6 separate regions of the Homo sapiens genome follow, and all the other regions are linked to region 3. Evidence: chromatin loops called from intact Hi-C (ENCODE). Cell type or tissue: chondrocyte. All regions are shown on one strand. Region 1 overlaps TCERG1L (transcription elongation regulator 1 like). Region 2 holds the start of TCERG1L (transcription elongation regulator 1 like). Region 3 holds the start of LOC105378565 (a long non-coding RNA gene). Region 4 overlaps LOC124902561. Region 5 has its middle 280 kb from the start of MIR378C. Region 6 has its middle 140 kb from the start of TCERG1L.

Evidence for each region. Peaks named below come from ENCODE experiments on the same cell type or tissue, not always from the same donor. Only the 100,000 strongest peaks of a DNase experiment are listed, where the experiment ranks them.
Region 1: it touches region 3 in a loop (4-fold over the local background); 4 of 110 quality-filtered maps call a loop at or near these places.
Region 2: it touches region 3 in a loop (13-fold over the local background); 2 of 110 quality-filtered maps call a loop at or near these places.
Region 4: it touches region 3 in a loop (9-fold over the local background); 60 of 110 quality-filtered maps call a loop at or near these places.
Region 5: it touches region 3 in a loop (4-fold over the local background); 8 of 110 quality-filtered maps call a loop at or near these places.
Region 6: a loop joins it to region 3, with 8 times the contacts of the local background. A loop is called at or near these places in 27 of 110 quality-filtered maps.

What each region holds. Positions count from the first base shown.
Region 1 is chr10:131,239,951-131,244,950 of GRCh38, forward strand. All of the region lies in intron 4 of TCERG1L (transcription elongation regulator 1 like), which reads right to left. Among named protein-coding and RNA genes, the nearest start is that of TCERG1L, 69 kb to the right of the region's middle. In chondrocyte, a CTCF peak has its summit at 2,300 (motif pointing right); no DNase peak of the experiment used is centred here.
Region 2 is chr10:131,310,493-131,315,492 of GRCh38, forward strand. It overlaps TCERG1L (transcription elongation regulator 1 like), which reads right to left and starts at 1,229. Exons shown (of 12, transcript NM_174937.4): 1 at 802-1,229. The coding sequence starts at 1,143. It overlaps LOC101927461 (a long non-coding RNA gene), which reads left to right and starts at 1,364. Exons shown (of 3, transcript XR_242763.6): 1 at 1,364-1,782; 2 at 3,642-3,787; 3 at 4,164-5,000. In chondrocyte, a CTCF peak has its summit at 2,158 (motif pointing right); DNase peaks (open chromatin) are centred at 849, 969 and 4,479.
Region 3 is chr10:131,872,310-131,877,309 of GRCh38, forward strand. LOC105378565 (a long non-coding RNA gene) reads right to left here and starts at 3,018. Exons shown (of 2, transcript XR_946487.4): 1 at 2,434-3,018. It overlaps LOC105378566 (a long non-coding RNA gene), which reads left to right and starts at 3,142. Exons shown (of 3, transcript XR_946488.1): 1 at 3,142-3,346. In chondrocyte, CTCF peaks have their summits at 2,784 and 2,989; DNase peaks (open chromatin) are centred at 272, 802, 2,802 and 3,412.
Region 4 is chr10:130,188,288-130,193,287 of GRCh38, forward strand. It overlaps LOC124902561, which reads left to right. Exons shown (of 2, transcript XM_047426136.1): 2 at 1-5,000. The coding sequence starts at 1,781. The coding sequence ends at 2,938. Among named protein-coding and RNA genes, the nearest start is that of GLRX3, 54 kb to the left of the region's middle. RefSeq lists an enhancer at 1,540-2,040 and silencers at 1,882-2,211, 2,262-2,381. In chondrocyte, CTCF peaks have their summits at 2,002 (motif pointing right) and 2,268; DNase peaks (open chromatin) are centred at 1,596, 2,057, 2,502 and 3,316.
Region 5 is chr10:130,684,280-130,689,279 of GRCh38, forward strand. No RefSeq gene overlaps it. Among named protein-coding and RNA genes, the nearest start is that of MIR378C, 280 kb to the right of the region's middle. In chondrocyte, a CTCF peak has its summit at 2,616; no DNase peak of the experiment used is centred here.
Region 6 is chr10:131,452,204-131,457,203 of GRCh38, forward strand. No RefSeq gene overlaps it. Among named protein-coding and RNA genes, the nearest start is that of TCERG1L, 140 kb to the left of the region's middle. RefSeq lists enhancers at 1,963-2,507, 2,039-2,108. In chondrocyte, CTCF peaks have their summits at 2,111 and 2,320; no DNase peak of the experiment used is centred here.

The sequences.
Region 1 (5,000 bases), 630 kb before region 3:
TTTTGTCTGTGGGGTGCTTTCTATCTGCTTGTTCAGGCACACACCCCGTGGTTTCAGGAAATGGGTCATCTGGGCTTGGTGAAGAAGCCCTTCTCCCTGGACCCCGCTGACTGTGCTGGTCCCTGTGGTGGGACACGACCCCTCCCTTATGATGACCATCCCTGGGAGGACAGTGGTCCCTAGTTATCCCCGCTGGCTTCCATTCTGTGCAGGAATGTGTATTCTGAGCCTGATGTTGTCCTTTTCATGCCCAGTTCTGGGCATTAAATGTGTGTGGAGCAGGCGCTTGGCAGCTGAGCATCAGATCCCTAAAGGCAGGGTCCATGCCATGTGGCCAGCCACTGCATTATCCACACGGAACTCAGAATGGTCCCTCCCACCCTGACCCTTCCCCGTTCATTCGTTCATGCATGCATGTATTGGGTACGCTTTATGGAGCTGATTTATTTTATGATCTGTCTCTTCTTGCACCCCATAAATTTCCTGAGAGCAGGGATTCTGGGCTCTTTTATAATCTGACCATCCAAAGCACCGACCACAATCCCTGAAACGCCAGAAGCACCCAGTGAGTATCTGAGGAACTAATGAATGAGTGAGTGAGTGAGTGAGCGTCTGTCCCGAAGGCCAGGCCTGCTCGAGGTGCTGGAGACGGGACAGCACCCGCACAGGGTTTACAGTCTTGCAGACAGACGTGAGCCACGCGTTTTCTAAAAATACGCCACAGCCTGGTCCTTCACAATCCCAGGGAAGGTGACTGAGTCGGCGTCCATCCTGTCTGAGGCTCCTCCTGAATTATGGATCCAGGAAAAGTGAGAAGGGGAAGGAGGGGGCGCGGAGGGACGCCTCTCACAGATGAGAGAGAAACACGGGCTTCTAGATGGTGAGACCCAGAGGGAGCTGATTATGAGATAGGAGAGGTGGAGAAACCGGCGTGCAGGTCCCCTGCGAGGGGCTGCAGCGGCATCAGGGCCTTTGGCTCAATCCCAAGAGACTCATCCAGGGCAGAAGGGGGCCAAACCAGCTCCCAGGCCTCCTCCTTCACCGGGAAAGCACGGCCAAGGTCTATGAGGCGGCAGTGAGAAGACATCGCAGCAAGAGCGGAAGATTGAGATCATCAGAGAGAAGAGCTCACCCCGGAGATGGAGCAGAGAACTCAGGGCACCGCACAGAAATGGTGATGAAACAAGACAGTGTGGATCCGGAGAGTGGAGGAGCCGCCCGCACGCAGAATGGGTGGAGGGCGGTGGAGAACACGAGGCTGGGGGTGGGGAACACAGGAAAACTAGGAGGTGGAGGAGGTTTTCAAAATGTCAATAGATTTAGAAAACAAAGTTAAGGAAGTCTACCAGAATGTAGGAAAAAGTCAAAGAGGCAAACACAGGAGAGAAAAGAATAAGAGACAGGGAGGGATGACTCCTGATGCCCGGGAACCTGTGGACAGGAGCTCCAGGAACTAAGTGCAGGCAGAGGAGGAGGAAGCACCTGTGACATGCTGCGTGACATGCAACGCATCGTCCATACGCAACATGAACACAGGGGATAGCGCAATATAAAAACATAAGAGAGGACATGCATGAACACAGTGGATAGCGCAATATAAAAACATAAGAGAGGACATGCATGAACACAGTGGATAGCGCAATATAAAAACATAAGAGAGGACATGCATGAACACAGTGGATAGCGCAATATAAAAGCATAAGAGAGGACATGCATGAACACAGTGGATAGCGTAATATAAAAACATAATATAGAACACGTATTAACAGCAGGAATGTATATGTGTATACATATACATGCTTATGTATACACATATGCATCTTTGGGTTGAAAATGCCCATGGAGGTTTCCACAGAATTAATATTTTAAAATGTCTAGATGTCATTAGAAAATCACTGAACATCCGAGATAAAACGGTCACAATTACCGCAGCATTTCTACAGAAAGAAAACACAAGTCACCTGTACAGTAACACAAACTCAGTGAGTCTCTCTCATGGTAGGGTCAGATTTTAAAAGGTAGTAGAGCAATTCCTTTAAAATGTTGAGGGAAAACAATTCAAAGTAACATTGTACAACTTGGCAACCTATCAATCAAGTTTGAAGGGCAAGAACAGAATTTTCAACACCGAAGGGATCTGGAATACTTTTATTAGGAGGTTGTTTCTGGCTGTGCTCCAGCAAGTGAGATTGTGAACTGGGAAAGGTGGAGATAATACATTCGGGGAACGTGGCTCCCAGCCAGCAGAGCAATGGCACGAAGTTCCAGCGTTGCAGCCGCCAGGAGGAGCTGCTGAGAGTATAGACATCTAGAATATGGATGCTGTGAGGAGTGAGGGGCCTCCAGGGAAAAAGGACGAGAAATAGAATAGAAAAGTACAGTGAAGAATGTGAAAAACATCTTGGCAATGTGTAAGAGAAAGAAAATGGGGACTGGCTGGACGAACAGGCAGAAGTGCACAAGAAAGTCACCATCTAATCTTTGGGCAAACGACAGAGTGGCATGACTGGGAGCACTCAGAGAGTGGTCAAGGTGCGGGTTTCACTCTGATACTAAATCACGGCACCAGCGACTTTCAAGGGAACAACATCTACTTAATTATACTGTTGAAAACCTACACAGTGAGTATCCCTTATAGGAAATGCTTGCAACCAGAAGCGTTTCAGATTTCAGGGTTTTTTTCCAGCTTTGAAATACTTGCAGAAATACATACTCGTTGACCATCTCTAGGCTGAAAATCTGCATTCCAAAATACTCCAAAGTCTGTGACTTTTTGAGTGACAGCAGGATGCTCAGAAGAGAAGCTCACTGGAGCCTTCTGGATGAGGATGCTGCACCTGTGTCTGTGTGTTTATTTATTGACTCATTAACCTGTAGGATCAGTCTAGGAACAAAACTAGAAAATCTGGTGGTCCCTGTAAAAGCGAATATAATTATGAACACCCTTGAAAACAGAAAGGGAAAAGTGTTAACTGACAGAAGTTAGGACTCAGAAAGTTGAAGAAATAGGGACGTCAATCTCCACGTGTTATAAAAAAGAAGGTCACCATTTTGTGAAACTCATCATGTTACTGAAGAAGAATGAGGGGCTTGTTTTATTTACATTACGATTTATTTAAAGAATAGTTAGTTCTGAATACCTAAAGTTAGAAAATACCATTGTGTGGGGCTGTGCAAGATTTTGGTTCGCCTGCACGATAATAACAATCGCCAACTCGCTCCTGCCTCTCCACACTCACGCCCTGTGAGTGTCCCTCCCACGCTGACCCTGGACTTCACCATGGACCTGCACTGGCCAGTGAGACAGGAGTGAATGTTACATAAGCAGAGGCTTAAAAACTGCAGGCATGGCCAGGCGTGAGGGCTCACACCTGCAATCCCAGCATTCTGGGAGGCCGAGATGGGTGGATCACTTGAGGTCAGGAGTTGGAGACCAGCGTAGCCAACGTTGCAAACCCCGTCTCTACTAAAAATACAGAAATTAGCTCGGTGTAGTGGTATGCACCTGTAATCCTGGCTATTTGGGTGGCTTGAACCCGGGAGGCAGAGGTTGCAGTGAGCCAAGATTGCGCCACTGCACTCCAGCACTCCAGACTGGGCAACAGAGTGAGACTCTGTCTCAAAAACGAACAAACAAATAATACACATGCACACTGCGGCTGTCCTCTCTGTCGTTCCTAAAACCAACCCTGCAACCTTGATGTGAGAAACATGGTCCTGATGTGAGAGGCACGTGACCAGACACCCTCTGTTCACCAAGACGCAAGTAAGTGACAACCATCTTCAGCCAGTCAGCCACCAGGCAAAATGGCAGATGACCTGATGCACAAGGGACACATTATTAGCTCGTGACTTGTGGGTCAGCAATTTGAGCTGGGCTCAAAATAACAAAATCATGAGATAGGTCGCTGAGAAAAGCCCAAGAACTGTCCAACTGAGCCCAGCTCAAATTGGAGATTCACAAAATCGTGAGCTACATAAACAGCCATTATTCAGAAGCTCTCTATTTGGGGATGGTTTGCTGTCCCACAAAAGCTAAGGTTTCGGCTGTGCAGCAACAGACAACGAAAACTATCTTCCTCTTTCACAAGATGTCAACAGCCATTGTCTAAAATTGACACACCCAGAGATCAAGATATCAACTGTGTAATTATAAAGGAAAAGTTAACTCGCAAAAACGCAAGACATAAAATAAAAGTGCATCGATCGGAAGAGGCTGCCCGTGGGGTGGAGGCCCGGGGTCCTGGGGCAGGAGGCCCTTGCTCATCACCAGCCATCTCCCTCCATGAGTACAGGCACATGAGTAAAAATAAGTATGAAAAAGTGTGACCGTGAAGCATGAGAAATGCCAGGAGCAGAAGTGTCAGGTGCACCCACATGGAACAGGCACGTGCTTTCATCCGGGGGTTCAAGGAGTTCATCCAGGGGAGAGGGAGGTTTACGTTCAGAACAGGCAGCCCTGGGAGAGTGGAGCATGCAGAGTGGGGGTGCTTTGGGAGTAGGTGGGGAGGGGCCTCTCAGCAGCTGGCTAAGATTCTTTAAGGTGCGCTGGAAGAAACTGCAAGAAGTGTGATGCCCCCATGGTTGAGGTGGAGGGGACAGTTAGAGTTTGTCTCCAGAGTACACAGCAGTGAGCTCTCACTCCCTGTGGTAGCCCCTTCCAGCCATGGCCAGGACTTCGGTCTCAGTAACGCCCAGGGTGCCGTGGAACTCCCTGGGGAGGGTCTGGTTAGGATGGCCAATTGGGGAGGGCTTCCAGAGCTCAAAGCCATTGAAATCCTGGCCCAGGCTGAAAGAGTTTTACCTGTGGACGAAGTCACCTGCGCACTTTCAACAGTGCCGTGGACTAGTGGGCCCAGGTGTCCCCCAGGGAGAGAAGACATCAGCAGCTGCCTAGAGTCTCCATGCCACCACCCCCTAGATGGGCAGGGAACTGTGAAATCCCATGTCCATGAGCACAGGCAGGGCCAGGTGTCTTCCTGCCCAGGACACTGGGGAAC
Region 2 (5,000 bases), 560 kb before region 3:
ATGAGGTCAATCCTTGGAATAAAATGCACGCTATTCCCTGATTTAAATGCATCTGCATAGTTAGCTGACAATGAATCTTGCCCAAACCAGCCCGCCTAGCTCTGCTGCACCATTTATCAAAGGTTCAGTCACTTTTTCTTTTTAATCCCATGTCTTAAAAGCCAAACTCTAGTTCTAAAGTGCAGTGTGGCATTAGCGAATGTGGTGGACTCCGGCAGGCCTGGGGCAGGGGAATCTCCGGTAACATCCCTCAGTACCGAAGGCAGGATTTCCCGGCCACTTCCGTCGGTTGGAATTCTCTTAAGCATTGCCCTGAGTCTATTTTCAAATGAAAGGGGGAAAAACCCAAACCAGATTAGAATCTGAAACAGCTGAAACAGCTATCGATTTCCAGCTTGCTTTCAAGTCTGGCAGAGACTGTGAAAGTCCTAACTTCTCCGCGATGTCAGCCACGGCCCGCGGCGGTCACGGAGCCACTTCAGCACCTCGCGATGGACAGTGACCCCCGGCGTGGCGCGAGTTCCCTGCGGTCCCCACGCGGGCCTGGGCGGCGGGTCCCTCCACGGCTCCGTCCAGACACCCGGAGGCACCTGCCAAAGCTGCGGAGGTGGACGACCGGGCGTCCAAGCACGAACTTTCTCGCCGAGGCACGGCTGCCGGGCTCCGTCCTGAGGGTTTGGGGCGGCGAGGACCGCCGGGGAGGAGGGCGCGCGAGCCGGAGGCCAGAGCCGGGCCGGGCAGGGCGCGCCCAGGAGCAGGGGAGACGGCGACCCGGGCCGAGGCGGGACGGGGACACGTTACCTGCCCGTGGAGCGCGGGGAAGGGGTGCGCGGCGGCGGCGGCGGCGGAGTCTGGCGCAGAGGGCAGCGGCAGCAGCGGGAGCACCGGCTCGCTCGGGGCCGGCCAGCCGGGGAGACCGGGGAGCAGCGGGGCCGCGGGCGGCGGGGCCGAGGCGAGCAGCACCGGGGGAACCACGACCCCCGCGCTGAGCCGGAGCAGCCCGGCCGAGCCCGGCACCATCCAGACCCAGGGCGGCGGCGGCGGCGGCTCTGCGTCCATCGGCCAGAGGAGAGGCTGCCGCCGCCGGGGCTGCTGCTGCTGCAGCTGCCGCCGCCGCCGCTGGAACCTGGCGCCCGCCTGCATCCTACATCCCCGCGCTGACGGCGGCGGCGGGGGCGGCGGGCGCCCGAGATGCTGGGCCGGCGGCGGCGCGGCTCCGGAGCGAACTCACTTGGCTCCGCGGCGCGGCCGCTCGCTCCGCCCCTGCCCCGCGCGGGAAGCTCCTCCTCCTCCCGCCCGCGCCGCCGCCGCCCCCGGACCCGGCCCCCGCCCCGGTCCCCGCCCGCCCGCGCCCCTCCCCGCCGGACCCCGCCCCGCCCTCGCGCTCCCCGGCCCTGGCCGGGGTCTCCTCCCCGCTGCGCCCCTGGACCCGGGCGGCCGCGGAGGACGTGGGTGGGAGAGGGCCGAGGGCGCGCCCGGCTGGGCTCCCGCCGATGCCGGCCCCCTGGTGGCCTCTGGCCCTCTGGGACCCAGCGCACCGCGAGGGAGGCTCCGGGCTCCGCACTCAAGGGCAAGCGGAAGCCGAGGTGGCGGCGCCGGAGCCAGGCATGTCCCGCTGCCCAGCGCGGGGCTGAGGGCGCAGACGGGGACCGCGCGAGCCGCTCTCTACCTGGCCTCCTCGGAGTCCAGGGCGCGGAGGGTACTGGGCTGCGGATCCGGCGCAGGCGGCCCCGGACGCTGCTAGGCGCGGGCGGATTTCTGTTGCACAAATGGGCCAAACAGGTTCGTAAGGCCCCCGCGGGTCCCCTGGCCCGGAAGTTGAGCCGCGGGTGCCTGGTCTGAAGTTCCGCGCCCCACAGTGGCCCGCGGGCCTCGGCGGCTCCTGCCCTACGCCCTCCAAGGCACCAGGCAGGTGGCCCCAGGGCCTTTGCCCACGACACCCCCTGGGTGGGGCAGGACCACCCCTCTGTGAATTCGTCCTGGATGCCCCCAGGCACAGTCTGTACTCCTCCCTCCCCCAGCACACGCGGCCTCTGACGCTGCACGCCGAGCTTCCTGGGACCCAGGACGAACCGGGCTCCAAGGACCCTCGCTCCGCCCGGACCACACGCAGGCAGCGCCGGCCGAGCCGAGCCTGGGTCCGCACTGGCCACGCGCAGCCACCGCCAGACGGCGCTAGCCCTCCCCCGCTGTAGACCCTGCTTCGGAGGCCGCCAGCCTCCTCCCCATCCCGGGTCCACAGCTTCAGTGCAGCCCCTGGCGACGCGCGCTGACAGCTGGGCAGAGACTTCCGTGCGCTGTAAACCCCTTAGGTCGCTAAACCCAGGAAACCCAAGCACAGCTAATGCCAGCGCGAGACCAGTGTTGTTAGAGGCATTTGAAGGGTCTTTCTGGATGCAAAAGGCAGCATTATGATCCATGCATTTAAGAACTTGCATGAAAAACCCTCCCTGACCTGGGTGGGAGAGCAGGCACCCACCCACCCAGCGGCACTGACACGCCTGGTACTCCAAACCCGTGTTCGCATCACCTCCCACCTGTCCACTGCCAACCTCCTGAGATGGCCTAAAGCACCCGAGTGCTTTTAATTTGCGTCTAGGGTTGTTTCCTCATTATCCTGATTTGCTTAATTTCCTCTTGGCCTGGCCTGATTTCTTTTAGATCTGGGCATATGCTGATTTACATAGCTGGCGCCTCCATATTTTCCTCCACGAAAACCAGTTTTCAATTAGCAAGTTTATCTCTCTCTTTGATGCAAAAGTACTGGCATTTTTTTTATTCACCTAAAATCAGAAAGCTCTGCACATTAGAAGGCTGTTACTATTCACTTACACCCTTAATTTATGTGCATATATTAGTATGTGCACATGTGTTATAAATGTGTTAGTTTAATGGTCAGAGCCAGATCAGGATATTGGGGAGGCGTCTCCAGGCAGGCTCACATGCCCCTGCCACCCCCCACCTCCCCCACCGCATAGTCCCTTTTGCACAGGAGATTCTCCTTCCTTCTGCTTGGAGGCAGAGACAGAAGGCCAGGGGTGCTCGTGCCTGGCTTGCATGCTGTTCTCTGCAAAAGCAGGGTTTTGCGTGTGTGGCCCCCAGGTTCCTGGGAAGGTAGGGTTGGCCACAGTCTGTGGGAGCTGTAGCACTCCTTTGGGGAATCCCAGCCCCATCCCCACTGTCCTAGAAAGGGTTCTGCTGAAGTCCGTTTTTGCCAGCACCCCTCCGGGCTTCCTGATGCTCTGAGCTCAGGACCCCTTGAGCCACTACTTGGCTCTGAAGAAGAGCTGGAAAGTCGAAAGCAGCTCTTGACTCAACCACAAAGCGGCCTAAACTCTTGCTATTTCCTGCCACAAGCTTGACTCTCCTTTTGTATGACAATGCTTGGGAGCCCTTTTCTGTACCATTCTGTGTGCTAAATTATGGGAAAACAGCCCTCAACGACGCAGGCACGGCCATTTCCACTAATCGTTGCTAGGGCCAAGGACCCAGCACAGGGCTTCTCCCCCTCCTCCTGGCTCTCATTTCTGTCAGATTCTTTTCAAGGTTTGCCTCTCATCCCGTTTAACCCGGGAACCTTCTACACCCTCATGGATAGGAGAAGCCCCCTCATAGATACACTCATTTCAATGATTGTTTAGAAGGACCGCCTCCATGAACCGGTTCTGCAAATGTCATTTGTACATCTTGAGGATGGTTGAAAGAGCGAAGGCAAAGAAGATGCAAAGAAGACAGCTGTCACACAAACAAGCAGGATGCCACCTTCTTCCTGGGGACCAGAAGCCAGGTGAATGTCTAGCTTTGAGCTGGGACTCTCTGCCAGAGAGATGTGTGCTGGCAGGCACATCTCCCTCCCTGTGAGTGCCCCCAGAGGTCAGCCCTGGGCAGACAGGTGGCAGGCACCCCATAAACTCGCCCTTTGTTTCCCTGTAAAAATCAGTGAGAAATTTGCTTTATAAAGCATCTTAGGTACAGTCTAGTCTCCAGCTCTCCTATCCAATAAAAACAACCTTAAGTCTTTCCATGTTATTTGGGCAAAACCAGCAGAAATTTCCTGCTAAGCTGAGACAGGATATCACCTAGGAAGAGGAGATCCGCAGCAGGGAAAACGTGTGAATTACCTACATGTGCTAATGAGTTCCCGATTGTTTATTACCTTTCAGGAAAAAATCATGGGGAAGGTTTCAGAGACATCAGTGGAATAAGATTTTGAAGCCCATAGAATATTTTTTTCTTTTTGGAAGTTATTTTATTTTGTTTTTCTAAGTAAAACCTAATAGAATCCCAAAATGGGAGAGATGAAAACATTTCCTTCCAGCCCTGCAGAGTTAAAGTAAACAGCAGGGAAACAGGAGGGAGGTCTAGGCCCTGCATATCACCTCGGAGGTTCCCTGCACCACCCACCGCCCACGCTGCCAGAACTTCTTTCCAAAGCAATTGCCAATCAGACCAACTCCTTTCTGAACACTCGCCAGCTGCGCGATGATGAGGCCCTGAATGAAAGCCGTGCCAGCGAGGACCCAGAGAAGGAATCAGCAGTGTGACACCTGACTCAGTGCAGGGTGAGGAGCAGGAGGGTGTGAGAGTGGCTCCCCCTGTTCTGTGAGACTGGGGAGAGCCTGGAAAGTCTGTGCTCAGAGATGAGGAGCCCTCTGGGATGCACCATGGGCCAAGAGGTTGGCGAAGACGTGCTGACCTGGAGGGCTCCAAGGTCACCTGGAAAGACTTATCCTCTTCACAATTGAAAACTTCAGCCAGGAGTTCAGGAGCAAGGTCTTGGATGGAGCCACAGAACTGAAATTAACACAAAAATCGAGAGTGGCAGCTGTCCGTAGTGATTGTGATCAAAGATGTGGGTGGGATCGCCCAAGGCAAGCACAGAGTGGGAAGAGGAGAGGCCACTCATGGAATCAAGTGACGGGAAGTGAGGCTCCCAGCGAAAGACAGAGCGAGGTACACTGGGCCCACAGGCCGCCTGGGCAGCCAGGAGCATGCTTGTC
Region 3 (5,000 bases):
AGAACACAGGGCAGCGTGCTGTGTCCTGGGACATAATTCTGGTCCCTTCCCTTTTGTTTCCCAGATAATGTCTTCCCAGGAAGTCCCTCTCGCCACCTCCACCCCACCCTCAAAATGCCAGGAGCCCGCGTGGGTTTCTGAATCCACCACTGTCACTCTTGCTGCCACCGGGTGCCACTGCTGTAGACAAGTCCCCTCAAGGACGGGGGTCCCTGCAGGTCCTCAGCGGTGCCCATCCCTGGGCTCTGGGCTTAGTGCTTCCTTCCTTCGTGCTATGGCCACAGCCACCGCCCCAAACACTCCGTGCATCAGGGCGGCCTCACAGGCCCAGGCGTCACCATGCCTGCCGAACCCGCCTCCTACTCAGCCAGACCCCAGGCTCTCCCTTCCCTCAAGCACCCTGTGATGTCCCCGGGTCCTGCCCTGCCTGGGATCTAAGTCAGGGCCCTCCTAATCCAACAGAGGAGCTGCCCGAATGCTGAGCCTCACGAGGAAAAGATCTCTAACTGGATCCCATCCTCCAGAGGTTCCCAGGCTGTCATGCCCTCCCGGGGACCTCAGTGAGGCAGCGCTGGTCCGTGATTCCATGAAACCAAAGAGCCTGCTGCTCACTCCCTGGAGCTGCACATCCACTCTTACTAACCACACGGGGGAGAGGTCCCGGCTCGTCCTCGTGCTGCACTCCGAGCAGGCAGGAGCAGGGCAGCCCAGGCTTGCCAGCTCCCTCACAGAACAACCTCAAGTGGCTGTGGCTAGGGAGCCCAACTCCAGGTTCCACCCCTGCTAGGGAGCTGTTTCCTGAGTCAACAGTGGTACCGAGTGTGACCGGCATGGGGGGAAAGCGGGTCACGCAGCAACCCTGGACGCTGGCTTTGGAAGGGGTGGACTCTGCTCCTGGGCGCTGTGGGGACGCCCTCATTCCCGGGTTGTGGCAGCACTGAGCGGAGGCCTGAGGCGCTGGAGCTAGTTCTGGACAGCACCTGGCCACTTTCCCCTGCACAGCCTGGCATGTCCGCACCTGCACCCTGCAACCACTCCCTACAGGAGCCCCTTCAAAGTCAGAGGATGCCGCAGGCTTTGAGTCTCCTCAGTAGGGGACCCCCATAAACAAGGAGGCCTGTTTCTATAATCAGAGCTTCCTGGAGCTCTGGAATTCAGAGCAGACATTAATTCTACTTTTTTTTTTTTTAAGACAGAGTCTTGCTCTGTCACCCAGGCTGAAGTGCAGTGGCGCAATCTCAGCTCACTGCCATCTCCGCCTCCTGGGTTCAAGCGATTCTCCTGCCTCAGCCTCCTGAATAGCTGGGACTACAGACACATGCTGCCATGCCCAGCTAATTTTTTGTACTTTAGTAGAGACAGGGTTTCACCGTGTTACCCTAGCTGTTCACGAACTCCTGAGCTCAGGCCATCCACCAGCCTCGGCCTCCCAAAGTGCTGGGATTACAGGCGTGAGCCACCGTGCCCGGCCAACGTTAATTCTTTAATTCAACAAACGTGTATCTGGTCTACCTCGGAGCTTGGGGGGAATTCCTGGGAGGCCGGGAAGGACAGGCTGAGGCCAAGGACATGGTGCTCAGGCCAGGCCCAGTGCCATGCAGGGAGACCTCAGAGGCTCTGACCAAATCCACCAGGAGAAAGCAGAGTGGCCCAACCACGCCCACCCCAGAAGGAAAATGCCTCAGTGTCTCTTTCCTCTGTGCTAGAAAATGGCTTTGTTTCCCTCAGGGCGCTGGAACCGGACCCCGTGCAACTTCTCCCAGGAAACTGGTCCCCGTGGCCCATCTGGGAGACCCTCATTCCTGCATCCTGACACCTGCTCTTCCGAGGGGAAGATTCCACGGAAACAAACTCCTACCCCCCAGCTGAGACCCCTCCACCCTTAGACTCCATTCTGGGGGCTGGAGCTTAGAGAGGCATCTCCACACTCACCCAGCCGATGCTTCCCTGGCTGGGGGTGGGAGGGCCCAGGGTTTGGAGGGCAGCCCCCGAGGAGGTGCACACTCACCTCCTGGCTTCTTCCTGGGAGGCTCAGCAATGCTACACATGCCCAGCCCTGCTCCAGAAATGCAAAGTTGAGGGACCCATGGAAACGGTGGAGGTGTCCGTGTAACCAACAACACATCTGCAATTGCACCCGTGATTTGGCAAACCTACTTCTTTTCTCTTAATTTTACTGGCCGGATTTGGTGACATCAATAAGCAAAGCTCTAAACCTAACATCACAAAACCTTTTTGAAGACTGAATCGCGACAGAATCTCCCACTTTCTTCTTCACAACTCGAGTGGAAACCAGATTAACATTTAAAATGAAATAGTCACGGAATATTTTAATAGCATTTCTCAGAGACCAGAACTTTGTTCCCTAGTGGCCAACCCAGGAGGAAGATTTTGTGTCCAAACTCAGGAGAAATGAGCATTTTTTTTTCCTACCTGTTTCTTATGAGGTGAATGAAACGGGCATTCTCTTTGTTTGATTTTTCTCTTTCTTTCAAAGACTGTCAGGAAAATGCCTCAGTTTCCTCCTCTCTAAAACAATGAAAGTTAAAAGGTGATGACGGATGACAAAGGTGGAGGAGAACGAGGAGGAGCTCGAGGAGGAGGGGAGAGTAGTCTTGGGAAACAGAACATGAAAGCTGTGATAAATTTCAGCAATGCTGTATCTCATTTCAGATGTCCTCCTGTGGGTTTTGCAGACAATTTAACAGAAGTCCAACGAAAAGGGAAGTTGCCTGAAAGAGCCGGCTCCCAATCCTTTCAAATGAGGTCCGAGAGCACCACCCCGCGGCAAGTCCCTCTCATTGCTGTTGCTTGCGTTTGCTTTCTGAGCCCCTCCTCCGGCCTGGTGCAGCTGCCTCCCGCTGCCGGGACCATGCCAGGAAGGAGCCAGGAGGCGAGTATGCACCTCCCCAGGGGCTGCCGGCCAAGCCCCGAGCCCTGCCCGCCCTCCCCAGCCAGGGAAGCACCAGCTGGGCGAGTGTGAAGGTGCCCCGCAAAGCTCCAGCCCTCCAGAATGGAGTCTAAGGGTGGAGGGCTCTCAGCTGGGGCGGGTGGGAGTGGCGGTTTGTTTCCATGGGAACTTTCCCTTGGAAGAGGCAGGTGTCAGGATCTCCCAGCCAGGGAGGATGTTTGCCTTTGGAATGTGTCCCGAGTCTAAATTATTTAGACCTTGTCTACATAACCTACCAAAGAGCGTTTTGGCCCCGCCTGCCCCTCCCCAGAGGACACGGCAGTGGCGCTGAGGGGCCTGGGTGGATCTTAAGGAAAACTGAGCCACAGGCCACTGCCCCCCAACACCTTCAGCTGCTTCTGCCTCAAGGGGGATGCTGCCCTCTGTTTCTGCACGGTTTGTGTCTTTGGGGGCAGGCCCCGGCCCGTGACACATGCAGGGCTTTGTCTCCCATTGGGCGGCTGCAGGCGGCCCCATTCCAGGCCATCAGCAGGACCCCTAGAGCCCCAGCCCCAATCCTCCAGGTGTGGGAGGGTGGACATGAGCAGGCATTAGGGCACAGTCCCCAGGAGCCACGCAGGGCCTGAAGGGGCTTCCACCTGGACCCAGGCTTCTCCCTCCCCTCCCTTGCAGGGAGGCTGGCATCCTGGACACAGCCTCAGGGGTCGAGCTCAGGCTCTCCTTCCGGTGGCCGGAGGAGACCCCACAGTCCCTGCTTCCCCTCCACAGGCCCTGCTGCCCACTTCTCTCTTCTTAGCTCTTCCTGTCTTTCGAGGCAGACTTCTTGTCTCTTCAGGCCCAGAGAGGGAGGGGACAGATGGCCAATTCCCTGCCAGTGGTCACTGCAGGCCCCGAACCATTCCCCACCCAGCTGGCCCGCCCTCCCTCGCCTGGGGGCCAGGATCGGAGGGGAAGATAGAGAAGCACCTTCTCCTGCTCGGACTCGGGTTTCAGGCTCCAGGCCTGGATTGCCACAAATTAGCCATGTGACTTTGGGAAGTTACTTCCTCCTGCTATGCCTCAGTTTGCTCATCTGTAAGAGGGGATAGATAATAGGAGGCCACGTCCCACCAGGTCGCTGCACCCCCGGCCAGGAGTGTCACTGGGACTCTGCCTAGGTTCCACCTTCCTTTGTCTCCTGAGACTCCCCCCCTCCTCCGGTAGGCACGGGACTCCCTGGGAGGGGAGGGGCGGTGACCCTGAATCCTGGCCCAACACACTAGTTGCCCCGTGAAGGTGCTAATAGGGTATTGAACAAAGCCTCATCAGGTATTACAACACCCAGCATATAAAACCTCATTCTTCCAATCTGCTTTAGAAAAACAACTTTTCCTTTAAGAAAGGCTGATTAAATCCAAAGGTGTCACTTCAGTGATCTGGCAATTTTCCAGACCGAAGGAAAGGCTGGAGCACGGGAGACTCTGACAGTGAAGAGACCAGCGGGCAAGGGGAGGGCAGAGGCCTAGGTGCTGCGGGAGACGCACAGGAGAGGCCCAAGTGGGTGGGAGCTGGAGGGTCTGCCCGGAGGGAGGAGGGGTCTGTCCTGGAGCAAAGAGGAAAGGGGAATCTACAGGCAGCCATGTGGAGAGAGATGCTCCCTGCCACGTTTCCACTGTTAATTCTGGAAACTAACTTTCTAAATAGGTTTTTTAAGAAGAGAACGTCTTATAGTAACTTAGTAAACTTTCTTTTTTTTTTTTTTTTTTTTGAGACAGAGTCTTGCTGTCTTGCCCAGGCTGGAGTGCAGTGATGCGATCTCGGCTCACTGCAACCTCTGGCTCCCGGGTTCAAGCGATTCTTGTGTCTCAGCCTCCCGAGTAGCTGAGATTACAGGCGCCTGCCACCATACCTGGACAATTTTTGTATTTTTGGTAGAGATGGGGTTTCACCATGTTGGCCAGGCTGGTTTTGAACTCCTGACGTCAGGTGATCTGCCCACCTCCACCTCCCAAAGTGCTGGGATTACAGGCATGAGCCACCACGCTCGGCTGTAGTAACTTAATAAACTTTTTACATAATGGACCTTCCCCAAGTAGATAAGGAACATCTA
Region 4 (5,000 bases), 1.7 Mb before region 3:
TGCAGGGACATACTCTCCACCTGATGCTGAAACCACCACAGCAAACAGGTGCTGTCATGAATAGTTGACATGTATTAAGTCATTTAATTCTCACCACAACCCTATGAGGTAGGCATCTTCAGCCCCATTTGACAGATGGGGAAACTGAGGCATGGGTGAAGCACACTGCTCCTGGTCATAGTACCTGTTGGACCTGGGATTTGACTCTGGGCCTCCTGGCTGCAGTTTGCCCTCTTAACCCCTATGAGGTGTGAGGAGTCAGTGAATTGGCTCCTGTGGCTTGGGAGGGAGACATGTTCCTCTGGGTGTCCAGGGACAGCACTGGGTGCAGGGTGGAGTGCTGGGCTGTGGATGGGCCCATATTGGTCCTAATGGTAGGCAGAGAGGGTGAGGAGGTGCCCAGGACCGGCTTTGCCAGAAGGAGAGAGAACGCTGGCACCACAGGAGCAGCCCACCGTGAAGGCCATGCCCTGCCCGAAGCGCGGTGCCTATTTAGAACCCGAGGGCCCCCCAGCACGATGGCGTTTTGGGGGTTATTTTTGTTGGTGGGGAAACAAGCTCAGGAATTTGCCAAAGCTCTTATCCAAGGGGCGAGTGGCTCAGCCAGGGTTCATTACCAGGCTCCGGATCCTGCTTCTCCCGGATCACAGCAAGCGCTGTGCTTAGGCCTGGGGTGGGGGACGGATTCTCCCTGAAGGCAGGTCTGACGCGGGCGGGAGCACCCACCCCGCTGGGTTCTTACGGCGGATCCGTTACCTGGGTCTCCAGAGGGTGAGGTCGCCGTGGGCACCCTGGGAGCAGCAGTTCAGATAGAAATCCTCCCATGCCGTGTGCAAACACTAAGTTTTTTGTTTTGTTTTGTTTTGTTTTTTTTGAGACAGAGTCTCGCTCTGTCGCCCAGGCTGGAGTGCAGTGGCGCGATCTCGGCTTACCGGAAGCTCCGCCTCCCGGGTTCACGCCATTCTCCTGCCTCAGCCTCCCGAGTAGCTGAGACTACAGGCGCCCGCCACCACGCCCGGCTAATTTTTTGTATTTTCAGTAGAGACCGGGTTTCACCCTGTTAGCCAGGATGGTCTCGATTTTCTGACCTCGAGATCTGCCCGCCTCGGCCTCCCAAAGTGCTGGGATTACAGGCGTGAGCCACCGCGTCCGGCCGCAAATACTGGAAGTTTTAAGTCAAGCGAACAAACATTAAACTGTTCTGTCCTCTTACCTTGACAAATACACCTACCAGTGACCGGGAAGGCTGCCTTGTGAATTTAGAAAGTCCTGGGTCTTGGCAGCTTCAGGGGACAGATCGCCCCGCTCACGTTTGCCCCTCTTGCTTCCCACCCTGTTTCTGTCCCTTCCCCGGGGCCCTGGGGCACACAGGGGTGGGATCGGGGGTCCAGGCCGGGAAGGGCTGCTCAGGCTCCGGGCACGCACTCCTGGGGGCGGCCTGTGCACATCCCTTTTGGAGGGGTCTGCCCCACGCATCCGGGGAGGTACGCAGCCCCTGGTGCCAGGGTCCAGGTGGTGCTACTGGGGAGGGCGCGTGCAGGAACCAGCAGCCCTGGAACCAGACGCCAGGGTAGGAGCTGGTCACGAGCCCTGCCTGGCTGGGTCGGGTCCCTGTCCTGGGTCCCAGAGTGCCCTGGACGTTGGGGCTGCAGGGACACCCCGGGGCCAGCGACGGCAGGTGATGTCCAGGGCCCCGCGCCAACTGGGAGCTTTGCTGCCGCTGCGGCCTTGTGTGAATTTGGAGGGACAAGGCCGGGGCGCGAACTGAATCTACTGTCATATGCGGAGTCAATGCACCATCTCCAGGACCTCGAAAGCCTCAGTTTCCACGTATGCAAAACGGTCCATGGTGCCCTCGTACCCTGGTCGCTGCTGCACCATCGAGGTCAGCGCGCGGCAAGTCCCAGGTAGGCCACGTCGGCTGCAGACCTCGGCGGCGGGCGGTGGCGGCGCGTGTCCACGCGAGGGCGCTGCGCACCGCGCTTCAGCCCGACCTCGCCTTCTGCAGGGGCGGTCTCCTGGCGCCAGGGGGCGTGCGAGGACCGAGGAGAGCGCAAGAGTAAGCCCGCGGGTGCCGGAGCGCGCGCCCCGCCGTGTGCTGGGTCCAGGGCGCGCGGCCGGCCTGTCCGGGCCTCCTTCGCAGACGAAGCGGCTGGAACGTCTCGGGGGCGCGCCAAGCCGGGGGCGCATGCCTGCACACGTGTGCGGGGCTCACCTGGTGCTGCGGCCGGCTCGGGCGTTGCCTGCACGCACCGTGCTCTACCTGCGGGAGCGGAGTGGAGTCCGCGGTGCCTGCGTGGCCGGGGCAGGGCCCACAGGGTCCGGCTCAGAGCCCCGCCCCGCTGCCTGCGGCTGCCGAGCCTTTCCAAGCTCGAGGGGGCCGGGACCTTTGGGAAACCAGCGCCTGAGGCTTGGGGGCGGCCGTGCTGGGAGTGGCGGCTGCCGGGAAGCAGGGCGGATCCCTGGACACCTGGAGCCCTGCCCCCTCGTCCCCGGGGACCCGGGGGTCTGTCTGGTTGGGGTCCGAGCGGCCTCAGGGTGGGCGCTGCATCCTGGCCCGGGGTGCACGGTTGTGCGGGGGACACACTTGTCCCGTCCTGCCCGAGCTGCGACCTGGGCCAGAGAAGGGAGCGGAGCTGGCATAGCCCCAGCCCCAGCTCACTGGGGCGCCTTGCCCGCCTCCCCAAGCCTGGGCCGGCTTGGCCGCTGCAGCCACCGGGCCTGGGCCCCAGCACTCGAGCCGCAGGGCGTCGCAGGCCTGGCCTCGCTTCCCCAGAGTCGGCCCTCCCCAGGAATTTTTTGTTCCTTAGCCCTAGTGAACCTTCTGCGTCCCCTCGAAGAGGGGAGCCAAGGGACCTTGGGGACAGTTGAGGTTCGGGTTTTTAAAACACCAATAGGCTTTATTTTTAGAACAGTTCTACATTTACAGAAAAAATGAGCAGCTAGTCCGGAGTTCTTATTACAACCCCTGCTGCCTCCCCCCGTGAACATCTTGCACAGGCGACGTGCATTTGTTCTAATGAACGAACAAATAGTGACACGTTACTATTAGCTAGAGTCCATACAGCTGAGGTCCCCTTTCTGTCCCAGGATCCCACCGGGTCGCCGTCTGCTCACGCTCCTTGGCGGCAGCATTTCTCAGACTCTCCTTGTCTCTGGTGATCGTGACGGTGTGAGAGTATTTTGAAGGCTCTTTCTCGACTGGGGTTTTCTCATGGTCAGGTTGGGGCAGCGGTGTTTTGGGAGGAAGCCCGCAGAGGCAAGGCGCCGCCCCCCTCCCATCACATCGAGGCTACACGCTGCTGACACGCCTTCTGGCTGCGGCGCTGACCTTGGTCACCTCGCACGTCTCCACCCCAGTTCTGCTTTCTCCCTCCTTCTATAGGGTGTCGTTGGAAGTCCCTGTGTGCAGCCTACGCTGAATGAGTGTCCCTGAGGGGGAGGAGCCCATAAATTGCTGGGTTCTGCGTGGAGACTTCTGCATATTCATCTCTTTTCTCCATTTTTTTTTCTTTTGGAGACAGGGTCTCTCTCTGTCACCCAGGCTGGAGTGCAGTGGTGCGAACACAGCTCATTACAGCCTCGACCTTCTGGGCTCAAGCGATCCTCCCACCTCAGCCTCCCAAGTAGCTGGGACCACAGCCATCATCACACCTGGCTAATTTCTTTGTATTTTTTGTACAGACGGGGTTTTGCTATGTTGCCCAGGCTGGTCTTGAACTCCTGATCCTCCAACTTTGGCCTCACAAAATGCTGGGATTACAGACATGAGCCACTGCACACAGCCTTCTCTGCATTTACTCATCTATTTGATCATTCTGTCAGTGTAGACTCATAGGTATTATATAAGGGGTTAGGAGGGGTGTGGTTATAGGCTGCTGGTGTACACTTGGGCACTTGTTGTGTGTGTCCCTATGCTTGTCTGTGTTTGAAATGTTTCTAATGAAGTGAAATAAAGATGGGGTTAGGGCCGCCACTGAGGGGTGAACCAGGCTGGTAGACAGTCTCTTACCAGAGCCTGCCCCTGTGTCAGGGAGGGCTGGGTCTGGATTGGGCTGTGTTGGGCCTTTGTCCCTGCCTGGTGCCCTGTCTGTGCTAATGGCTATGGTCCTAACAGAGGCTCCTGGGGCCTAGGGGGTGGTTCCTGTTGGCCTCTAAAACCCGCCCTACTCAGTGACCGAGAGAGCAAGTTGGGACCCACTGGGACCGGGCCCTGCCCTTCAGGTGGCCCTGTGGCCTCTCCGAGTGCATGGCAGTAGAAGTGGTGGGGGACATTGCAACCTGCAAAGTGCTGGGCTGGAGGCCACTTGCTGAGCCACGCTGTTTCTGGCAGGGACTTTCTGACAGGGCTGATGTGTGTCCTGAAGGGACTCCTGCCTGCGTTTGGGGCTGTCCCTGAAGCGAGAGCACGGGGTGTCTGTGGGGGCTGGCTCCCCTCTCCTGAGCCCACCCCGGTCTCTGTGGATGGCTGCCGGCCTGGGTTGATGGATGTGGGCTCATTATCTTGTCTGTCTTAGGGGAAGGTATTAGCTTGGCAGTTCATAAAAGATTTTAATTAAAGAGGGAAGAATCATTTTGGCAAACTAGCCTTGTTCCCACACTCAAATGACCTGTCAAAGTTATAAGTTCGGTTAATTTCCACACAAAACCTTGCTATTTTGGGGGAATTCAGCTGGAGTCTGGGGCGACACAGCCCTGGGACTGGGCACCCTGGGTGGAAACCTGTTTCCCTCTCTCTTCTTGCCTGTGAAAGCCCCTGGCAGCCACCCTGTCCCTGCTTCTCCAAAGCCCCACTCTCTCTGCCCATCTGCCCACAGTCCCCATGGGTCCCAGTGTTACCCTTGACCCCTTTTCCACATGCCCTTCCCGCCCAGGTCCTGGTCTCCTGCAGAGCTGCCTCATCTCCAGGCATCCACGTAGACTGTTACATCCTCTTCTCCATGTGCCAGTGATGGGATGCTTAAAATACATTTTGAGAGAGTTATGGGCTCACAGGCAAT
Region 5 (5,000 bases), 1.2 Mb before region 3:
CTAAGCCCCCATGCTGTGAGGAAGCCCAATTGGCCTTGGGGGTGGCCTTGTGGAGAGACACCAAGCAATTTTATTTTATTTCATTCTTCTTCAACCATCAAGCAGGGCCCTTTGCTTTATGAAGTTTGCTGTAAATTGCCTCTGCCAGTGAATTAGAAAACCTCTAATGTGTGGTGAATTCTGCTGGTCCACGGTAGTGGCAGGAAAACAAATGTTTTCTTTTTTAAAATGCTAATTTGGACCAACTGGGCCCCTTTTTCTTGTAGACATAAACTATCATTACATTTGAACAAGGCTCCTTTCCTGAATTCCAGGTGCTTGGCCTCGCTGGCCCATCTGAGACAGGGCACCTCTTTTCACATTGCTAAGGCACCAATGCTTCGTTTTTCTCCCATTTATCCATTAATTCACCAAATATCTATTTTTCTATCTATCTGTTATCCATCTAGTCTATCTCTCTCTAACCCCTCTCTTTCCTTTCTTTCCTTAGCTCTCTCTTTTTTCTTCTCCTCTCTCTGTCACCTGCCTTCTTTTTCTCTCTCCTTCTATCATCTCTCTCTCAGTCTCGCTCCATATTTGTTTTTTTTTAATTCTCCTTTTAGCCAGCTGGATAATGTGGGGTGTCCTCAGATAACTCCAAGTAACAACTGGATGGAAGAATGGATAAGGATATACATTTCAATGTGCAAACCTTCTGGTTAGTTATCTGTGCATAAAACAGACAAAAACAAACAAAAAGAAACAAAATATGATGGTATGAAGTAACCAACGTTTTACTAGGCTTATGCTTCTGCAGTTCCAGTTCCAGAATTTGGATGAAGCACAGCCTGGATCCTCAGCTGGAGTGGCTTGATGGGCTGGAGCCAGCTGAGTCAGCTCCACTGAGCTCACATATCTTTGGCTCTGATACTTCTCCAAGTGATGTGGCTGAAGTTGGAATGTCCAAGATGTGTCTGTCTCCTGGGCTGGGATGGCTGGAACTACTGGTGCTGGCTGGCATAGCTGCAAGGCCGCTCCTGAAGCTAATTGAGCTTCCTGAGAACATGGCAGCTTAGTGCAGTCAGACTGGGGGGCTTCCCCCAGAACAAACATCCTAGAGATGGCAAGTGAAAGCTGCCATTTCTTAATGCACAGGCTTATCTCTATCATTGTATTCTACTGGTCACAGCAATTCCAGATCCCACCCAGATTCAATTGGAGGGACCAGAAGCAAACAGTTAACACTGGAGTGAGTGTGAAAGAGAATGCAGTCATCTTCAATCTGCCACAGCAACTCCTCCTGGGTGACCTTGAGATTCACTGGCTGGTGTAGAGGCCATGGAAATTGGTCTTGGTGAAGACTGAACAAGAAGGAAAGAGAGAAAATTCTAGATTATCTGGAGGGTTAGAACGTCCAGGGAAAAGTGCCAAGGGAACCAAAGTGAATTACTCCTTACTGATGTCAACACATTATTAAATAGCAGCCCAGACATATATCCTTGAAACTTAATGCATTGTTTTCAGAATTTCATTTCTAGTTTTTAGGAATCAAAGATTTTTTTAAAAAAAATCCTTGGGTCTAATCCTTGGGTGAGGCAGCTGAATGCAGGGGGAGGTGCAGATTGAGCCTGACGTGAAATCCTCAGCTAAATCCTGCTGCTGAGAACTTTCTAGCTTCAGCCAGCTGCGGGGGCTCATGCCTGCAATCCTTTCCCTTTGGAAAGCCAAGGTGGTGGATAGCTTGAGCTTAAGAATTCTAGAGCAGCTTTGGGAACATGGCTACACTCTGTCGCTACAAAAAGCATAAAAAATACAAAAATTAGCCTGGCGTGGTGGTGTGCACCTGTAATCCCAGCTACTTTAGAGGCTGAGGTGGGAGGATCACTTGAGCCCAGGAGGTCAAGACTGCAGTGAGCTGTGACTGTGGTCCTGCACCTCAGCCTGGGTGACAGAGCAAGACCCTGTCTCTGAAAAATAAAAAATAATAAAACATAAAAACCAACCTTATTATTGAACCTGTCTTCATTGTAAGTCTGCTGTGCTGAACATTCAGGAAAATTCCCCTCCACGTTCAGTACCAGTAAGGTGACTGTCTTGGTGGCAACCTTTCCTCTTCATCAGGCCTGAGGGCCATGTGACCTGGTTTGTGTTCCCTTGGCTGTTTGGAAGCTCAGGGTTAATTGCTGCCTCTGGTCGCAGCAGTAGGACCTGGCCTAGGATTTCCCATCAGGCTCAATCTGTGCTTCCCCCTGGTGCCCAGCTGCCCCACTTGAGCATTGGAAGTGGTCTCTCATCTTTTTATTTATGTTGACTGCTTTTTTATTTTACAGCCTCAGTGTTGTGTTTCCAGATTACTTTGGAAGAAGTCTAGGCATCAATAAAAAGACAAATAATTCAAAATTTAAAATTATTAAATAGAAGGAAGGAGCTCACACCATGACCACTTACTAATTCCAGCCACTCCTGTGTCGAGCAGATCTTGCAGTAACTACACTGTCCCTAGTGATGCCTTTGACTGAAATGCGAGGCTCATACAATTCTGGTGATTCCAGCAATTGGCTTCTGCCAAGCCTCCTGGGCCCATGCGGATTATGGAGTCCTGTCTGTATTTCTCCCCTCTCTCCACTGGGAGGCATGCAAAACACATTGGGAATGAGAGTCAATGAACACTGTATGCAGGTGTAAAAGGAAAAGCCACTTTTAAAATCGGTGCACTGGGAACAACCCCTACGAACCTACTCAGACAGAATCCATCACCAATAGACTGTCCAATGCACAAAGAGAGCTCTATGCTGCCACAAAGGGGGCCACATGAGGCAAGATTGAGTGTTCAGTCACATTCAATTTAACTTAATGATTAAATGGAGATTATCATCCAGAGGTTTTCAAACACGTCTTCCCACATTGGCATCTAACTATTCTTAATTATAGATACTGTCACAATCTCATCTTTAACAAGATCAGAAAATGTCTCTCCAGGGAGAAATAACTCTTATTATGAACCAGAGCACCTGGCAATGTGAACTTCTTGATATTAGAAGGAAAACAACCATCAGACTTGTTAAATCTTGAGTGGCAAATGAGCATCTTTCAGCATCTTTCCAGTCAAAGGCTGAGGAGGCAGGTAGGGAAGGAGGCGTCTCTGGGTAGCTGAAGCACAAAGCAGGCGGCCGTACCCAGCATGGAGGGCCAGGCAATGCAGACACATGGGAAAGGTTGAGGGGACCCTACCGTGTTGTCCAGACACCCAGCCAACTCCCTCCACTCACCCACTATTCCTCTTTCCTTGCTCCAAACCCTTGGAATAGTGCACTTCAAAACATAGCATCATAAAAAGCACATATATATAAAACCTCTTCTCAAAGAGGAAGGCCTACATTGAAAGAAATCAAGTGGCCACCTGTACCCTAAATTTTAGCAGGCAATGGGAAATGTTTTTCTAGGATGGCCAGGGGCCTGACCTTCCAGCCCCTCACCTCTGCCCAGTGCAGCGGTGCTGCTCATGTCCCCTGAGCTCTGCACCATGCACACTGGGAGGCACGGCCGAGGCTGTGGTGCAGAAATCCCAGGGGAATCCTGGACTTAAGACAAAGGGCATCTGTCCTTCTCCCGTGAATTGCACCCTCCCAACCACAGACACCGGCTTTGATTTATTAGCATGACCTAGATTGAATACATGAGAAATTCTATTTAATATAGAAGAAATCTTAACCCCTTGTCTTCTTCTCTCTGGATCAAACTGGTCCATCACAAACGCTTCTGAAATCTTAAATGCCTTTCAAATACTTCCCTCCATCTACTTCTGTCCAAAGATGTTCTCTGTTCCCCACCTGTACCATTTCTTCTGAACTGGTTTCTTGTACCCATTCATTCCTCACTTTCCTCCTCTAACTCACTGTCAGTCCTCTGGAATTATTTATTTCATATGTACACAGGCACACACACACACACACACACACACACACACACATATATAAAATTAGAGCAGTGCCATGTTTTATGCATATTTAATTTAAATATATTAAACTACACATCTTCAGCATAACATATTAATATATACTCAGGTGAGAGAGAAAACCATTCAGAACATCCAGTGAGCATGGGAGCCTGACTGACGCTCTCCAGTCAGTCTCAGTGCCCATGTGCCTGTCCCAGAGTAAGCATCCTGTCACCACATCATATGGCTAATGAGGGTGTGGTGTGGTAGACAGCCTCTAAGATGACCCCGATGACTCCTGCCTCCTGGTATTTGTACCCTTTGGAGTCCCCTCCCCTTGATTGTGCACTGGATATAGTGAATCATTTATGACAAATAGAATATGGCAGAAGCAGTGGGTCTTCACTTCTCAGAATATCTTATGAAGACATTGACCTCACTCATTTACCCTGGGGGAAGCCAGCTGCCATGTGGTGAACTGCCCTTTGGAGGGAACCATATGAGAAGGGACCAAGGAAGGCACGTTTCCAAAAGACAGACAGACACTGAGGCCGCAGGTAAAACTCCTGTGGGGAACTGAATTCTGTGAGGCCCCAGTTGAAACTCCTGTGGGGAACTGAATTCTGTGAGGCCCCAGTTGAAACTCCTGTGGGGAACTGAATTCTGTGAGGCCCCAGTTGAAACTCCTGTGGGGAACTGAATTCTGCCTATGACCGTGGGAATGAGCATCAAAGCAGATCCTCCCTGCATGGAGTCTTCAGATGAGACCACCGCCCCAGCAGACACCCTGATGCAACCCCAGGAGGAAACGAGCCACAGCCACCCTGCTAAACCACACCCAAATTCCTGACTCCCCTCAGAAGACACCTGCAAGATAATTCATACTCATTGTTTTAAACTACTAAGTCTTAGGGATAATTTATTACACAGGGATATGTAGCTAATACACAAAAAACTGGGATTTTAGAGATTTTCAAGAGTAATTGTAATGGTACACATTTTTTGCCTAATCTCACATGCGTCTTGGGGTCAAACCCTCCCTGTGGCTCACCTTGGCCAGGGTCATGGTCCCTGCTGTCCATGG
Region 6 (5,000 bases), 420 kb before region 3:
ATTAGAAAATCCTTGCTGTTTCTGGCAATTCATGGCTTTCAAGCATTTTGTCTAATTGCACAGTTTTATTTTGAATATCTGAAGCTGTGCATTAACACTGTGCTTTCTTTACATTCTTTCTGTAAAAAAACCCTAATTCTCCTACCACTCAGTGCAACTCAAGACAGAGGCGCCTTACGATCACCAAGGAAAAACTCATGCATTTAAAAAAGGCTAAAAGAAAAGTACTTCAGTCGTTTTTTAGAAACATCATGCTGTGTACATTTGTATTCTCACTTCTTAAGCCGCTATCATTCCAGTGTCTCTTCTCTTGGGCAATTGTGCCAACCACATTACGTTATTTTCCAAGTTTAGGGTGAGCTCCCCCACTGAGCCCTGTAGGTAGGTCTGGTGCCTTCAGCCATGGCAAAACAAGGAAGTTTCTGCGTCCTCCTGGAGCCAACTGAGGCCTCAATGTCCCTGCTGCCTGGATGCCATCCTGAGACAGTGTATGAGTCCATTTTCACACTGCTATGAAGAACTGCCCGAGACTGAGTAATTTATAAAGGAAAGAGGTTTAATTGACTCACAGTTCAGCAGGCTGCACGAGAGGAATGGCTGGGGAGGCCTCAGGAAACTTACAATTGTGGTGGAAGCTGAAGGGAAAGCAAGGCAGCAGGAAGGAAAATGATGTGGGAAGAACTACCAAACACTCACTTAGAAAACCATCAGACCTCCCGAGAACTCACCATCAGGAGAACAGCACGGGGAAAACCGCCCCATGATTCAATCACCTCCATGATTCAATCTCCCTTGACACCTGGGCATTATAGGGATTACAGGGATTACAATTCAAGAAGAGATTCTGGGTGGGGACACAGCCTAGCCGTGTTCAGCAGCATCCAGGTGTCCAGGTGCAGACATGTGCTCCTGTTCGAAACGGGGAAGCCAGTGGATGCAGAGCCGTGAGCACCGAGGGCCTCCCACATTTAGGAGAGGAAGGCTGGTGTCCCTGTGAGAACACATGCTAGTCCAGAGTAAGGAAAAGACGGCCCCGTCCCATCTGCAGGGTTGAGCCAGTTCCAGAACTCGCACGTAGACCGCAGAGAGCAAAGCCGGGTGGCCTGGCGCCATCGCGTGATGCAGACTATTGTGAACGGCCTGCTCTGGAGGCGCAGAGAGGCGGGAGGTGGATGGCGCTGAGGGGAGGGGGTGTAGGCGGAGCACCAGCAGCCAGACCCTGGCAATGACGAAGGCTGCCCGACTGACCGCTTAGCTGGGAGCTCTGCTCAGCCTTCCCCTGCAGACGCCATGACCTTCACAGGACCCTGCAAGGCGGGGCTGCAGTGGCCTGGGCCCTGAGGGGAGGCCCAGAGCAGGGACAGGTTCTGAACTCTGCAGCGGCGCTCCTCCCCGGCCCCTCTGGCCTCTGAACCAGCTGCCATTGTAAGCTCTGGGCCCCGCTGGCACTCCCATGCCCTGGGAAGAAGCAGCCACTGATGGCCGGAGGATGGAGCACAGTGTCGCTGACTCTCCGCCGTGCTGCCCGGACTCCCGGGTGGAGGGAAGCGCCGGGATGCTCCACAGACTGCAGGCTTCCTGCTCCGCCCCTGCCCTGTGCCCCGGGACCCCCTGGAGCATGCCAGCCAGGACATGACCTCCAGCTGCCAATCACTCTTCCCTCCCAGGCAGTGCTGTGTCTTCCAAATGCACAGCCCTGACTCGCGCCACCTCCCCGGCCTGGGGTGCTCACTACCCCTGTGCTCCTCCCGCTCCTCCCTGCCTGGAGTTCCACCCACCACAGCTGGGACTGCCCTTAGGGGTATCGGCTCCTCAGCCCCCAGGCTCTCAAGGCCGGAATCACGCTTTGTGGGGAGTTAAGATAGCGGAGCTCAATCCAACTGGGCTGTGGCGGGTGAAGGCTCGTCCCTAGCTCTGAGATGCACGTGCCAGACTCACTGGACCCTGACAGCCCAGAAGCTCAGTGCGACCCTGCCCCCTGCTGCAGGCAAGCCCCGCCTGTCACGGAAGAGCTGCGCCAGCTTGCTCATGCTTCTCCCTCGGCCCCTCCCACGGCCTCAGTTTGAACCGCCATCCGTGCAGTTTGTAGTACCCACATCTACGTCCAGAGGGCGCTGTCGGGATTAAAAGTTTGAAGTACTCATTTTGGTGTTTGGTTTATAGTCAAAATGGTCTTTTTTCAGATTTCTTTTTATTATTATTATTGAGTCAGGTCTCACTCTGTTGCCCAGGCTGGAGTGCAGTGGCTTGATCATAGCTCACGGCAGCCTCGACCTCCCAGGCTCAAGTGATCCTCCTGCCTCAGCCTCCCAAGTAGCTGAGACCACAGGCGTCTGGCACCCCTTCCAGCTGATTTTTAAAATTTTTTTGTAGAGAGGAGTTTTCACTATGCTGTCCAATCTAGTCTCAAACTCCTGGGCTCCTCTTGGAAACTCCTCTTGCCTCAGCCTCCCAAAGTGCTGGGATTACAGGCGTGAGCCACTGGCCTGGCCCAGATTCCTTGAGGGCATCGGGAGCAGCACAGCCCATGCTCACCTCCCCAGCCTCGCCTGCCTCTGTAATTTGCACCATGTGGCAGCTGCCGGCAGAGCCAGTCCCTCAGTAACTGGTCGCTCCCCATATGCTGAGAACCTTTAATCATCCGAAGCCCCGGTACCCATTACGGCTTTTCCCCTGGTACAGATGGTTCCTGGAGTACTTTTTACTTTGATTTAAATACCTGTGCTTGTTCTTGGCTTTAAAAAAAAGAAAAGCCTTTTTTGGTTCATTTCTGTGTGGTATTCTGGAATATGAATATGCATCCCATTATCATAATTGTCTGGCTTTTAACATGCTTTCGCCTATGTGGAAGTTGCTTATTCTAAAATCTTTAACCAACTGTCAAACGGCCATTCTGTCTCAGTATAAATGTCTCTATTGCAAGCAACAGCGCAAATGTAAACTGTGGCTAAACATTGTACTTCAGATTATAATTGGGTTCAATTAATTTCACTAAAACAAACTCTTGGCAGTAAAAGTCGCATGCTTCTTGATAAAATGTCTGTACAGATGACTGAGATAGAGAGTGATGAGGACTCTGTTATGAAACCGGGAGCTGACTCTCCCATTTTAACTGCCGTGCGGGAAGCAGATAATCATCCTGCAGCTGTAGGGAGGTTGGAGAGGTCTCGGGATAGAGACAGGGGACCAGGAGGTTCCTGGCGTGAAGCCTCAGAGGTCATCTCCACCGCAGTTCTTCATGGGAGAGAATGGGATGCTTGCAGTGACTGCTGTGGTCCAGTGACTACACGGACTCTAGTTTTACCCCATGGAGGAGCCGGGGTGTCATGTGTGGCCTGTGCAACCCTGATATCTGCAAAGCTTATTTGTAACTTCAGATCAGCTTTCTCTCTCTCTCTGTTTCAAAGTTTATAATAAGGGCTCCCTGTATGTTGGTGTCATTTCCAGCCTCAAGGTTGTCAAAGAGTTAAAATTTTCTTTTTCTCTTTTTTTTTTTTTTTTTTTTTTTTGTTCTGTCACCCAGGCTGGAGTGCAGTGGCATGATCTTGGCTCACTGCAACCTCCGCCTCCCGGGTTGAAGCACTTCTCCTGCCTCAGCCTCTCCAGTAGCTGGGATTACAGATGCGTGCCACCACGCCCAGCTAATTTTTTATATTTGTAGTAGAGATGGAGTTTCACCATGTTGGCCAGGCTGGTCTTGAACTCCTGGCCTCGTGATCCGCCCACCTTGGCCTCCCAAAGTGCTGGGATTACAGGCATGAGCCACCGCACCTGGCCACATTTTCTAAACCGATGCTGTGTTCCACTAGGGCTGTTTCTGCTGGATGGTGTCCTAATTAAGCCAAAGAATTTTTAGACGAAGCAAAGCACAACTGCTTCTGATTGTGAGTTTACATCTCTGAATGTTAAGCTTTCCTAAAACAGGACATAGATTTTTATACATCCAATTGTCCATCTTAAAAAATTCTGGCAAAATGTTGTATTTGAATAATTTTTCTTACTCAAATGTGGAGATGCGGAGGTGATTAACCTCAACTAGTTGTTTTGAATATAAAAATGATGTAATCATGCTGATGACTAGGTTGCCTTTGTGAAACGTGACCCTCCGTGGAGGAAGTAGCCCCAGTGTTTCAGGCAATTGGATCAATTTTGCAGCAACACATTTATCTCATGCCTGACAGGAGCATTTCAAAGCGAACATACTGGAAAGCATCACTAAATTGAACTCAAATGTGCTCAGGTGCTGGGAGGTTAATAATCTCGGAGGGCTGGACCTGAAGAGGAGAGTATCAGTGCAAGAACCGCCCATCAATGCCCGTGCGGCCGCAGGGAACTCAGAAGCGAAGGGTGTGAAATTTAACCACTTCTGACGCCGCTGTTGTGTTCTGTGGTCCAGCGTCTTCAGCTGTGCCCAGAGCAGGCCCTCAGGGATCAGGTCCATCAAAGCACAACTGCTGCATGGACAGACAGACATCCCATCAACTCCGATCTGCTGCACCACGGAGGGCTGGCTTCCAAACTCTCCTAGACAGATGACTTTCTTTAAAATGTGCTTAAGAAAGAAAAGTGACTGAACTCTCAGAATGTACAACTGCATGTTAATGCTTTTCTGTCAAAATATCACACTGTCTAGACTTAGCTTAATCTTGGGCTTTGAAAATCCATCTCTGAATCTGTATTCCAGAAAGGCTGCTTTTACAAAATGTATTAAATTTGAAGCGGAAAGCCAATAATTGCAATGTTTGAAGATTCAATTTAAATACAAAAGTGGCCAAGAGCAATCCCAGGGGAATCCAGGTGAGGAATTTCAGCTCTTGCGAAGTCTTAGTCTTAATGTTTTTAATATTTAAAAACACAAAAAAAAGTCATTCCTCCCTTTGAAAGGTTTCAGTGTGCCCAGACAACTCTCAGCGGTGATTCTCATGATAAGGGTGCACGGTGAGTTTCATGTGGGCCCTGGGATCTATGTAAGCTGAATGCACTGGGGGTATTGCAGCCCT